Linked DNA regions of Mus musculus: region 1 is linked to region 2. The links are chromatin contacts, found by POLR2A ChIA-PET in ENCODE. All regions are on one chromosome and are shown on one strand. Each heading gives the region's core, a stretch centred on a gene start or an enhancer-like site at or near the end of the contact. The rest is flanking DNA. Distances are from core to core; before and after follow the strand shown. Region 1 overlaps Pigl (phosphatidylinositol glycan anchor biosynthesis, class L). Region 2 holds the start of Ubb (ubiquitin B).

The links. ChIA-PET counts read pairs that join two places held with the same protein, here RNA polymerase II (POLR2A).
Region 1: POLR2A ChIA-PET joins it to region 2 with 155 read pairs in embryonic stem cell. The contact joins the enhancer-like site here to the promoter of Ubb in region 2. POLR2A ChIA-PET finds 5 or more read pairs at or near these places in 5 of 5 experiments (Patski and embryonic stem cell).

Annotation. Positions count from the first base shown.
Region 1 is chr11:62,490,870-62,497,824 of GRCm38, forward strand. The region is part of intron 2 of Pigl (phosphatidylinositol glycan anchor biosynthesis, class L); the gene reads left to right. Among named protein-coding and RNA genes, the nearest start is that of Pigl, 36 kb to the left of the region's middle. Within about 2 kb of position 3,987, at least 2 of the 3 ENCODE cell types and tissues checked have a DNase peak (open chromatin) inside an H3K27ac peak, as active enhancers do.
Region 2 is chr11:62,547,471-62,554,389 of GRCm38, forward strand. It overlaps Ubb (ubiquitin B), which reads left to right and starts at 3,701. Exons shown (of 2, transcript NM_011664.4): 1 at 3,701-4,125; 2 at 4,670-5,743. The coding sequence starts at 4,676. The coding sequence ends at 5,593.

The DNA.
Region 1 (6,955 bases), core at 2,737-5,236, 56 kb before region 2:
GATCTAGTTCTAGGACATCCAAAGCTACACAAAGAAACCCTGTCTAGAAAGAAAAAGGAGGAAGAGGGAGGAAGAGAGGAGGAGAGGAAGAAGGGAGGAGGAAGAAGACCCAGGATATGGGTGACATGTGTGAGTGTTTGCCTAGCTAGCATTGGTCCCAACCCCAGCAGAGCGTAAAGGAGATAACACACCTGCACCTTAACTTCAGCCACTGGGAAGAGGGGCAGGAGGGTTAAAGTTTGCCGTCATTCTCATCTACATAGTAAGTTTAAGGCCAGGCTACAGGAGCCCCTATTTTTAACTATAGCCCTGGCTGTCCTGGAACTTACTCTGTAGACCAGACTAGCCTTGAACTCAGAGATGCTCCAGCTTCTGCCTCCTGAGTGTTGGGATCAAAGGTGTGCACCACCATCACCTTGCAAATAAAGCAGTCAGAGGTTAAGCTACTACCCCTTTCTTCTCCATTTGAAACAAGATAGCACAACCTTCTCAGAAGATTTTTTTTTCTGTTTTTATATATTCCTAAGTATTCTTCAACTCAGGCAGACCCCCAACAAATTAGGTCTGGTCACTAACAATAGAAAAGTCAAGACAAGCAGGGCGTGTTGGTGCACGCCTTTAATCCCAGCACTGGGGAGGCAGAGGCAGGGCGGATTTCTGAGTTTGATGCCAGCCTGGTCTACAAAGTGAGTTCCAGGACAGTCAGGGCTATACTCGAAAAACAAAAAACAAAACAAAACAAAACAAAACAAAGAAAGGAAGAAAGAAAGAAAGAAAGAAAGAAAGAAAGAAAGAAAGAAAGAAAGAAAGAAAGAAAGAAAGGAAGAAAAGTCATGACAGAAAGAAACTTGATTTTCATTATGATCATATCGGACAGATGGAGGAGACGAATAAAAAAGCAGTCTCAGACTGTGGTCTGGTTAGTCATTGGCTCGTCTGTATCCTAGTTGTGCTTGGTAAGTCCTAGGAAACTGACCTAGTTCACATGCAATGATTGTTCCTGTCGGGGAAGGGAGGGCAACCTCTGTTTCCACTTCAGTCTAGCCTTCAGCTTTGAAGGGAGTCTGATCAACTTAGGGCAAACCCTCTTTGTATCAACCATCCTTAGATATACCCTCTCCCTTGCCCCTATCCCAGCCCTACCCCAAATCTAGAATCTTGTAACTGCTGAACATGTGCTTTCCCACTGAAGTGCATACCCAGTCCCTTCAACCCCATAAGTTATTAGAGTGCCTACTTGTGAAACCGGGCAGAATCCAAGTAAAGGAGATAGACACAGAATGAAGACAGAAATGGACGTCACGCTTCAAGTCTGCCTTTTGGATCTTGAGAGCTCAGAGATGAAGTGTTCTTGTGTGCTTGCTTGCTTGCTCCCTTGCTTGTTTCCAGACAGGGTTTCTCTGTGTAGCCCTGGCTACCTGGAATTGGCTCTGCAGAACAGGCTGGCCTCGAACTCACTGTCAGTCCTTGATACTTACCAGGAATCAGATGACAGGTTTATTGTGAGGCCATGCTATCACCGTGTTAGGTGTCCATGTAGGGTCCAGGTGAGGGAGTTAAACTTTTCCTTAGTCTGGTATGTCTGATAAGTTCTTTGGCCTGGTTATGATTTCAATACAACCATGTGCCCCTACTGTCTCAATTCACCCCTGTTTAAAAAATAAATGTCAGCCGGGCGTGGTGGCACACGCCTTTAATCCCAGCACTCGGGAGGCAGAGGCAGGCAGATTTCTGAGTTTGAGGCCAGCCTGGTCTCCAGCCTGAGTTCCAGGACAGCCAGGGCAATACAGAGAAACCCTGTCTCGAAAAACCAAAATAAAATAAAATAAAATAAAAAAAAGTCCATCTTGTATTCAATACTAAAACTTAACAAGTGAGGATTCTTTCCTTGTATCCTTTAAATTGTTTGTTTCTTTGTTGTTTGTTTTGGGGTCTTTTTGTTTTGTTTTGTTTTAATATATACATGGGTGTTTTGCCTGCATGTATGTCCGTGTACCACCTGTAAGCAGTTCCTGTGGAGGGCAGAAGAGGATGTGGGATCCCTTGGGACTAGAGTTATAAAGGGTTTTGAACCACCTTGTCAGTGCTTGGAATACACCTCTCTGGTCCTCTGAAAGAGCAGCCAATATTCTAAATCACTGACCCATCTCTCAGGCCAAGGTGGCTTCCTTTCTTCTCCCAGAGATACTTAGCAGCCTGTGCTATATGGGTTCAACCTAACAGAGAGTGGTTGGCTAGTGCACCCAGGGGCTGCTCTCATCCCCCTTCCTTAAAATTGAGTCTAAAGTTACTTGTAAGTTGGAGTCTCTTAGGACAAAGCATGGCCAGAAAAAACACTGTTTTATATACTGTGGAATAGCGTAGAGCAGATTGCAGCCTGTTCTCAACACCACACTAAACAACACACTGGCAAACTATGAAGTAAAATTTCCTATAAGAGTGCTGCAAGCTTTGTTGCAACAATATGAAGGATGTCTTTGAGAAGGAGAAGCACAGACTACTGATTTCTGTACAGCACTGTGATTCACAATGCCTCAGCAACCTCTGGGTACCTTTTACAAAATGCCAAAGAAAAAGTGGTGGCACATGCCTTTAATCCCAGGACTTGGGAGACAGAGACAGGTGGATCTCCAAGTATGAGGCCAGCCTGGTCTACAGGACTCCACAGGAGTTTGGGCATCTTTCATAAAGCACACAAGGGTCTCCAGTCTACAAGCAGCAGCAGTACTTACAGGTATGTAGAACAGACAGAAACAGGGCCCCAGTGTTCCAGGCTGAACTAACTACTAATTGGTACAACCCATGTATCCAGCAGGCCTTTTCTTCCTCTGTTTTTGGTTTTTGTTTTTTGTCTTTGTTTTTTTTGTTTTTTGTTTTTTTCTAGACAGGATTTCTCTGTGTAGACCAGGCTGGCCTTGAACTCAGAAATTCACCTGCCTCTGCCTCCTAAGTGCTGGGATTAAAGGCGTGGGCCACCGCGCCCAGCTCTTCCTCTGTTTTAGTGTCTTGGAAGAAGGTAAGTGGTCATAAACCCTCCTGCGTCAGCCTGTAGAAGCTTCAGCATACCTGCAAGGACAAGGCCCTGTGACCTGCGGACAGTATTAAGGAAATATTTCCTACAAGTACCTACACTTGTGATTTCCTGGCTCATTTTGCATCGAAGGCTAAAAGAAAAGGCCATTTTATGATTCCACTTGGGAGAGGGAAGCCCTGTGCAGAAAGGGGTCTGTTGGGACATTTAATCAAGGTGCTGACTGTTCCGCTCTCAGGGCATGTTCTTCCTTCTCCTCGTCCTTCTTTCCATTGTTTTATTTCCCCTCTAGGTTTGTCTCACTCTAGAGCCATGGTTCTCCACCTTCCTGATGCTGAGACCCTTTAATACAGTTCCTCATGTGTGGGGACCCCAACCAGAACATTATTTTGTTGCTATTTCAACTGTAACTTTGCCACTGTTATTTATCATGCAATGCTAAGAAACATGTATAACTAGCCATTAGAAATATGCAAATTAGTCAGGTGGTGGTAGCACACACTCTGATCATAGTGCTCAGGAGGCAGAGGCAGGCAGATTTTTTGTGAGTTCAAGGCTACCCTGGTCTACCGAGTGAGTTCTGGGACAGCCAAGGCTTCATAGAGAAACCCTGTCTCAAGAAAACAACAACAAAGAATCATAGATATCTGATATGCACAATATCTCATCTTCAACGCCAAAGGGGATGAGACCCACAAATTGAGAACCACTGCCCTTACTCCACAGAAGTTACTGAACCCTGCTTTCAACTGTTGGGTCCAACCTTTTAGCTTAGATCCATTTCCCTTGTCTTCCCTGGTCCTCCTGTGCTCCAGCAGGAACGCTGCAGGATGGCCTCAGCATGGGGAGACAGCCCCTGCCTCCCTAAATGAGCCCTTGGTGAGGACGGGCCAACTGCTGGGCTCCAACTAAGCTTCCAGGCCCTGGGCCTGCCAAAGCCGTTACACTGAACCCTACTGACCTTTACCCACTTTAGATGACAAAGGAAGTAATTAAGTTTAGAAATGTGCCTGAAGTGGGTGGAGGAGGGGCAGCAGATTCTGCCAGCACTGTGCTAAACAAGCCACAAGACCAAATAAGGGTGTCTGAACCACTTCCATCTGTATGAGAGTTCAGAGTGCAGTGTGCAAAAGTAGGACTTGGTTCTCAGGGAGCTAAGTCGTTACCTAACCCTGCTGGAGCTCTGCTGGAGCTCTGCAGCAGCACCGGTCCTGGTCGCTTCTGCAGAGGCTGTGTCTGAGAGAAGACAAAGCAAACCTCCTCTTGCTAGTGGAGCCCAGGGGCCTCCCTTCTCAGACGTACTGACTGGAGGAGTCTCCTGCACCACAGATTCTCCAGAGTGTTTGCATGGCACTGCTGAGGGACTGTAAAAGTACCAGTAAGGACGAGTCACTAGAATGTGTGAAGGTCAGAGTTTGAGGATATTTCACTATTAGAAAAGCAAGCGTCACAGGCTGAGGCGAGCTTGTTTACTGAACACAGCAGTCCCGGGTGGAGCCGGGAGCTGGGAGCATTTTCCTGTAGCACTAACACTGTTTGCTAAGTCCACCCTCTTCCCGCTCTCAAGGGCTTGTCAAACACAAGGCCTGGCCACAGTCTTCCTCTGCTCCCCTGGATGGTGGCCATCCTCCTCCTCCTCCTCCTCCTCTTCCTCCTCCTCCTCCTCCTCCTCCTCCTCCACCTCCACCTCCTTGTCCTCCTCAGAGGCCTGCGACACTCTCAGCTCCACCAGCTGCCGGTGCGCTTCAGCAACCACTGCCAGCTAGCTGCTCATGCCGCCAGCTCATCATACTGCCTCCTTGGCTTGGAATCCCTGACCTCTTGGCTCTCCTTTCCCTGGGAAATTCCTTCATCCTGCAAGATCCCAAACCTCAGCTCCACTCAGCCCTAAGCATAAAGAGTGACCTATATCCATGTTTGGCTATTGCCTTGGGTATGATACAGAAGTGTGTACTTGGTCCATGTTAGCTAAGTGAACACTGAATTTGTTCTGAGTCTTGCCCTGATGTTTTGGGGTCCCGGGCACCCTTATCTCCAGATACTCACTGTTGTCTGACAAGCCCATGGCTCAGGCTCAGTCTACCACCTGCTTTCTAGCTCAGGGCTTCTATGACATCTCAGTCCTGGGGCACCCAAGTAAGCTCACCTTGAAGTCTGAAGAGCTAACAGGCTACAACCTGCCCTCTGTGTGGAGGTACTGTACATACAGCTTTTTAGACACCCATGGGATCTAATAAGCCATGTATCAAATCAATAAAACCACCCTCCTTCCCAGCTTCCCTCCCTCTATGGCTCACTATCCCTCCCTCTGTGCCTTCCACAGTCCTTGTCTCCAGGTGACAGTGAGGTGGCTTCAGTGTAGGCTCTGCTTTCTGGGAAGCTGAGACTTGGTTATCTCAAGGCTCCAATCTATTGGGAGCTTGTCATTTGGAGGCCCTCCCACTTTATTGCCTTGTTGTGAAAATTCAATTTCTTTTCATATTCCTATTCCTCTTTCACATGAGTTATTCTTTATGTGACAAGCAAAGGTTTAGGGGCTGGGGGCTCTTTCTGGTGTACACACTAACATTCCACGTCTTGGGTGGATCCTCACTTTCAAGTTCACAAGGATAGAGAAATCGCCCCCCTGGTGGTGAAGCTGTAGAACTGCTAGTCCTTTGGTAAGGGAGGTGAATGTAGGTTAGGTAATTCTTTTTTTTTTTCCCCTGAGACAGGGTTTCTCTGTGTAGCCCTGGCTCTCCTGGAACTCACTTTATAGACCAGGCTGGCCTCGAACTCAGAAATCCGCCTGCCTCTGCCTCCGGAGTGCTGGGATTAAAGGCATGCACCTCCGTCGCCCGGCATAGATTAGGTATTTCTACTTGCTCTACCGGCCTTTAAGCTTCTCCATTTCCTTATCGGAATTTTCTAGAAGTCTAGGGTCAGACTCACGGAAGCCATTTGAACTCTGCCTGTGCCCTTCTCCACAAGCATCTTGCTTTTATTTTGCATTTCTTGCATTCTTTCTGAGAATCCTAAAAATGCATTATATTTTGATATTTTGCATTCCTTCCTTGTAATTTTGCCTGTTTTCCTTAAATGATCTTTTCTCTTTTTTAACCCAGGCCGATCTCAAACTTGACTTCCTGCCTCAGTCTTCTGAGTCTGATTCAGCTTTTAACCCTCTTTAAGGTTTTTATGTTTTTCCTGGCATATATTAGTTTACATAGTAATGGGTTTCATTTTGACATTCTCAAAAATGTATACAATGTCCCTTCATGGTCATCAGCCCCCATAGCACTCCCTTGTGACCCCTCCCCTCCTACTGCTTCTCTCTCTCTTCCCAGCTGGCCCTCCTTATCCACGTCTTTCTTTTTTTCTTCTCCTTTTGTTTGTGTGTTTGACCCAGTGAGTTTACTTAGGGTTGTTTTCAGCAGCATGGGTGATGGGTTATTTATAGGAACACAGGCCCCTCGCCAGTGCTTGCACCACTGGAGAAAATGTCTCTCTCCCCATCAATCATTAACCCTCTATAGATCCTCAGGGGTGGGTAGGGCCTCCTAAATTCCTGATGATCTCAATCTTATTCAAGTTTTATGCTCATAATCACAACTGCTGAGAGTATAAGAATGCAAAGTCAGGCTGGGTGTGGTGGCCCTAGCCTTTAATCTCAGTACTCAGGAAGCAGAGTCAGGCCGATTGCTATAGTTCTTTCTATATAGAGTTCAAGGCCAGCAAAGACTACTTAGTGAGACCTCTAAAAAAAGAAAAAGGAGAAGAAGAAAGGAAGAAAGACAGACAAGAAAGAAAGTCAATGCACATGTCATATCAGGATAACAACTCTTTATTTAAAATATTTTTTGAGGGTTGCAGAGATAGCTTAGCGGGTAAGAGCACTGACTGCTCTTCCAAAGGTCCTGAGTTCAAATCCTAGCAACCACATGG
Region 2 (6,919 bases), core at 2,451-4,950:
CCTTAGACTCACTAGGTAGCCAGACTGACCTGCAGTTTCCGACCCTCTGTCCTATGTGGCTGAGGATGGTCTCAGCACAGTTTATATGCTGAGGATTCTTTGGGGCCTACCAGGCAAGCACTGTACCAACTGAGTTACATCTTTAGACATTCTTTTGTTTGTTTATTTTTTGAGACAGGGGCATGTTTTGTAGTTTTAGGGTAGCCTAGAATTCACTATGTTGTTTAGGCTGCCCTCAAACTCTTAGCAACCCTTCTGCCCCAGCTCTGCAGGTGCTGGGATTCACAGGCATGAGTGCCTGACTATACATCTTTTAAAATTTCTGACTTATAATAAATTCTGTCTCCTAACTATGTTAAACAAATAGCTACATAGACCAGTGCACACAGGTGCCCACACAGAGGGAGGGTACTACCTGATATGGGGTGCAGGGAACCAAACTGAAGTCCTCTGCAAGAGTAGTAAGGGCCCAATTCCTGAGACATCTCTCTTGCCCCTTAATATTATATTTTAAATATCACCACAGACCTGAAAAGTTACAGTCAGAGCCTGGGCCCTGGCAGCCCTAATTAGTTAGGCGTGACCACCGGTCTTCAATAGGCCAATCAGACAAGTAATAATGAAAAAGAGAAAAGGGAGATTTACCCAATGTGGTGCCACTGGAACGAGGAACAAATAAAGACATACAGTGCCTTCCCCTCAAGTCTATCTTCAAAGAGCCAACATGAGGTTTAGATTTAAATAAAGGGGCTGTAGACACAGCTCAACTGTTAAGAGCATTTGACGCTCTTGCAGTGAACCTGAGTTTGGTTCCCAGCACCCTCATCAGGCAGCTGCTCATAACCACCTATAACTACAGGTTTAGGGGTAACTACAGTTCCAGGGTAACTACAGCTTCAGGGGTATCCAACACCCTCTTCTGGCCACTGCAGACACCTGTGTCCACATGCATGTATGCACACAGAGACACATAATTAAAAATGAGAAAATGGGCTGGTGAGATGGCTCAGCAGGTAAGGGCACTGACTGCTCTTCCAAAGGCCCTGGGTTCAAATCCCAGCAACCACATGGTGGCTCACAACCACCCATAATGAGATCTGACGCCCTCTTTTGGTGTGTCTGAAGTCAGCTACAGTGAATTTATGTATAATAATAAATAATTTTTTTAAATGAGAAAATATTTAAGTATAAGACAGTTGGTTATGTGCATAACTAAGCAGTTGTGATGGAAGTGTGGCCTCCACAGTCCTCACTGTCAGGACTCCAGTTTCTCCTTCAATGTGGTCTGACAAGTTGTCAGACCCGGGTGAAATCTCTACCTGAGAGAGAAATTCCTATAAGGCAAGATCCAGGATTTTAAGCCTTTTTCTTCTCTTAGTGTGAGATTCCTCAGTAAATTCTAATTCCTTGGGGTCTACTGTGTGAGAGGCCTGATAGCCCTAATGGAAGGACATACGTGTCTCAGAATACAAGTGTCTCTTTCCTGCCAGTACAGTTATGGTGGTACACACCTGCAATTCCAGCACTTAGGAGGCAGAGGCAGGAAGATCATGAGTGTGAGGTCATCCTGGGCTATATAATTGAGTTCAAGGCCAGCCTGATCTACATGAGACCCTATTTCAATAAATAAGTCTTTTCCTTTTCCTTCCTTTCTTCCTTATTTTTGTGTTTGAGGCAGGATGTATTCCTGGCTATCCTCGAGCTCAGAGATCCCCTTCCTCTGCCTCCCTAGTTCTGGATTAAAGGCATGTGTCACTGTGTCACTGCTGTCCAGTCAATACATATTTCTCACACGCATTTAGTTTCCACACTCTGGAGGCAGGAGGCAGAGGCAGGGGGGATCTCTGAGATGGGAGGCCAGCCTGGTCTACAGAGCAATACACATACACACACACACAGGTGTATTCATGTGTTTTAGGGCCTAAAGATGACACAATTTTTTTTTCTATTGTGAACAAAAATGGAAAACAGTTCCTTTTTAATTGGAGAAACATTGTTGAACTAACTCAATAAACTTCTAATCTCAAAATTTATACTGTCTTTTTTTTTTTTTAAATCTGTTTATAGAGGGCTGGAGCAGTTAAGAGCACTAGCTGCTCGATTCCCAAGCAGCCACACAAGTACTCAGCAGTCTGTATAGTTCTAGGGTATCTGGTACCCTCCTGAGCTCCTCAGGTACCAGATACACAGGTACTATATAGACATACATACAAGGAAAACACTCAGATATAAAATACTTTTTAAAAAAATCTGTTTACATCATGCTGGGCACGATGGTCCGTGTCTTTAATTCCAACACTCGGAAGACAGAACCAAGAGAATCTCTTGTGAGCTCTTGATTTACATAGTCATCCCAGGCCAACCAGGGCTACAGAGTGATGGCCAGTCTCCAAGGGGTGGGGCTAGGGGTGAACACAGCACAAGCAACAAAAACTATGCTACGGAAAAAAAAATCTATCTTGTCCAGATGCCATTCTTTTGAAATATTATTACTGGGTTGAAGTCACCAAACGATCTACTTTGAAAACAAAACAAACTAGGAAGCAATAACCCGTCTGGCAATTGCTGGAACTTACCCCAATGAAGTCATCGCATCAATCATAAGATCAGCACTCTGGCTGAGTCTGTGCCTCAAAATGTCTGACTCAGACATACTCTGCTTGTTGAAACAAGGTCCGACTCATGCTTCCTAATAAAAATAAAATACTATGCAAAGGAGACATTTTCTGAATTTCAATTCACTTCAAATAAAATTCTACCTGCTCTTTATTCTAGAAAGCAGACTTTGGGCTGGGGAATCAAACTGGAGCTTTTGGTTCATGCTAGGCAAACCAGCTATGTTCCTAACGTTTCCTTCAGTAATATGGTAATAACTCGTAAACCTTTACAGAGTGAAGTTTAATCTGTTAGCGTAGCTAGACTTCTTACTGTACGGAAGCCGGTAGCCTATGCAAACAAAACTGTTTACATGGCCATCCTCGTGACTCCGCATGACAAAGCAATCCGAGCAGTTCTGCTCCTTCCTTGTTGATCTCGATGAGGGAAAAGCAACCACACCCAAAACCTCAGAACCTAGTCCTGAGGTTGAGGTTCTAGGATTAACGGGCCCCTTCCCTTCCTTTGCACAATAGACATCCCAATGGGAGAGGTGGGTGAACCCCGGGTACTGAGTCTAATAGGCATTTCTCCTCTTTCCTTCCTTTGTTTGTAGATTGCTGGGGAGGGAGAGAATCTGTAAGTCCGGCCGGGCTCTGGGCTGGGTCTCTGGCTAAATCCTCAGCTTCCAGCCCGGCAGCCACCCCACTCCCACCCACATCTGGGCCCGTGGGCGGCTAAGCCACAAGACAAAACAACTAAAAACACTGGCTACGGAAGCATCAATGCTCATACTGGAGGGGGCCTGGGCGAAGCTAGAGTCCAGCCAGGGGGAGCAGGGTGAGGTCGCAATTCACCCTGTGGCGTAAAGCCGCCGAGCGATGGGTGCGAGAGAACCACGGGGAACTCGGGACGCGGGGTTCCGGACGCGGGAAGAGAAGACGCCCCTCCCCCACCTCAAGCAGGAAACATCAGTATTTCGCTAAGGCGAGCGCCCGCACATGCGCACTCGGTTACTTAGCAACGTCGACGTTAAACTGCCCGAGAACCGAGCCCAGCAACAATCGAGCGGCCCGCGACCTCCACCAATCAGCGTCGGCCTCATCTTTGACTCCTCACCAATCAGCGCTGGCGCCGCAAGGAGGTTTCCAGAGCTTTCGAGGGAGGGCCCTTTAACTTGGATTCATCCGCGTGATGATTTTTTCAATTTTTTGCACGAGAGGAGACGAGACGCCGGGAATACAGTGTCTCTCGTTTGGTAGTACTCTTTTCTTTGGTTCTGAAGAATCGGGAGCTCGGCAAAAACGCCTAATTGGTCTGGGGGAGGTGGGGGCCCGCGGAACTACTTTCGGTGGCGCAGGAAGACAACAGCTACGTAGGAGTGAGCAGTCACGCAACAGACGCTGCATAAATAGCGGCTCGCGCGGCCACTGAGCTCAGTGACGAGAGGCTTTGTCCGGTTCGGCGGTCTTTCTGTGAGGGTGTTTCGACGCGCTGGGCGGTTTGTGCTTTCATCACATTTGTTAACAGGTATTTGTCTACGGCGTTTGAATCATGGGAGGATTTAGAGAGGGGGCTTACGTGGTGCTAAGCGGGCCTTTTTTTTCTTGGGGTGGGGGAGGGGAGCGAGGTGACGTGACGCGGCAACGGGCCTTCCGGGAAGAGTGGGCCTTGGTCGCGTGCGCGGAGCGGGGGCGGCCCTGGCGCGCGCGCCAGGGAGCTTAACGGACGCTTAACCGATGGAGAGTCCATCGTGGTTATTTCAGTGGGGGGAGGCAGAAAAGAGGTACTTCTCACTCGGGCATTGTTTATTACTTGAATTTTTATCGATGGCTTCTGGTCTGGATATTTTTTATTTTCAATTTATCATGTCTATTGTTAGCGAACTTGGATGCCCCGCAGTTGATGAATGTTCCAAATGCCAGTTTAGTGTTTTGGAAAGGTTTAGCAGTTTGAAACCATGACAAAACAGGTTTTATGTTATGACAAAAAGGGGAGGAGTTTTGAGTAGAAGTATTTTGTAGGGAATCGAAGATTTTAGTAGGCTTTTAAATTTTTACCTTTTAAATTCAAGGTCAAAATGCAGATCTTCGTGAAGACCCTGACCGGCAAGACCATCACCCTAGAGGTGGAGCCCAGTGACACCATCGAGAACGTGAAGGCCAAGATCCAGGATAAAGAGGGCATCCCCCCTGACCAGCAGAGGCTGATCTTTGCCGGCAAGCAGCTGGAAGATGGCCGCACCCTCTCTGATTACAACATCCAGAAGGAGTCAACCCTGCACCTGGTCCTTCGCCTGAGAGGTGGCATGCAGATCTTCGTGAAGACCCTGACCGGCAAGACCATCACCCTGGAGGTGGAGCCCAGTGACACCATCGAGAACGTGAAGGCCAAGATCCAGGATAAAGAGGGCATCCCCCCTGACCAGCAGAGGCTGATCTTTGCCGGCAAGCAGCTGGAAGATGGCCGCACCCTCTCTGATTACAACATCCAGAAAGAGTCAACCCTGCACCTGGTCCTCCGTCTGAGGGGTGGCATGCAGATCTTCGTGAAGACCCTGACTGGCAAGACCATCACCCTGGAGGTGGAGCCCAGTGACACCATCGAGAACGTGAAGGCCAAGATCCAGGATAAAGAGGGCATCCCCCCTGACCAGCAGAGGCTGATCTTTGCCGGCAAGCAGCTGGAAGATGGCCGCACCCTCTCTGATTACAACATCCAGAAGGAGTCAACCCTGCACCTGGTCCTTCGCCTGAGAGGTGGCATGCAGATCTTCGTGAAGACCCTGACCGGCAAGACCATCACCTTGGAGGTGGAGCCCAGTGACACCATCGAGAATGTGAAGGCCAAGATCCAGGATAAAGAGGGCATCCCCCCTGACCAGCAGAGGCTGATCTTTGCCGGCAAGCAGCTAGAAGATGGCCGCACTCTCTCTGATTACAACATCCAGAAAGAGTCGACCCTGCACCTGGTCCTCCGTCTGAGGGGTGGCTATTAATTATTCGGTCTGCATTCCCAGTGGGCAGTGATGGCATTACTCTGCACTCTAGCCACTTGCCCCAATTTAAGTTTAGAAATTACAAGTTTCAATAATAGCTGAACCTCTGTTAAAAAATGTTAATAAAGGTTTTGTTGCATGGTAAGCATATATGGTGTCACTTGTGAAATTCTGTGGTGGCTTGGGTGGTGGGGGCTCTTAACTGATTATTTTGGGCATGATTTAACTAAAGATTGGTCTTGACTAAAATATGCATCATTTACAGCTTATACTTGTATGACATCGCAATTTTGTTTAGTTAATGGCAAAGCCTTAATGTCAGTTTGCCACAGAAGGGGTGGGGCTTGCCATACAGCCTTTGTAACTTTGCTTATTTAAGTACTTTTTTAAATTGGTGGTTTGGGGGGTCTCTAGGTCACACTGATTTGCATATGATTGCTTGGGTAAGATACCAGCAGGTTGGATTTCTTAATGCTGGTTGTGATAATTCTTTAGGAAGAAAACCACCTACTTGGAGAAATGGTAAGTAATAGAAAAGAAAATTAAAAGCTATTACAGTGAACACCTGTCATTGGAAGGTTTGTGTCCCTTCAATCCCCAAAATTTTCAGCAGTATGGACCCTATGTGCCTCTGGTCTACAACTGAGACACATGATTTCCCAGCTTTAGCTATCATTTTGAAATGTGATTTAAAAGACATAGAGGTTCGCCAAGAACTGGAACTTGCCAGATTATTCAGTTGTAGTTAATGTCCTAAGGTTTTTTGGTTTTTTCGAGTTTCAGGGTTTCTCTGTGTAGCTCTGGCTGTCCTGGAACTCACTTTGCAGACCAGGCTGGCCTAGAACTCAGAAATTCACCTGACTCTGCCTCCTGAGTGCTGGGATTAAAGATGTGCGCCACCACGCCCGGCCTAAGATTTTTAAAATGCATTTGTAGCTGGTACTTTTTCATCTGGAGATACAGGTTTGTAGAGTAAAAGAAATTCCAGCATTCAATCCCAGGACTGCACTAAAAAAACAGGCCCTTAGTGTCAGCACTGGGGGGAAGCAGAAGCAGGACTACCCTAGTCTACATTGAATTCCATGGCAGTCTCCAGGAGAAATGGAAATGAGATTACAATCTCAATAATTGTTAAACGCTAGCCTGCTGTGTGAGCTCCTTTCTGTATATGAGTATGCATTTCAGCAGTAAACCAACTTGAATTTTAAAGGTGATGGGAGACCATCTATGTTCTCATTTACTGAGTGTAACATGCATACCGGGGATCAAACCCAAGTGGTGTAGTTTTAAGGCAAGCAGTATAATCTGTGCTGTCTCACCAGCCCT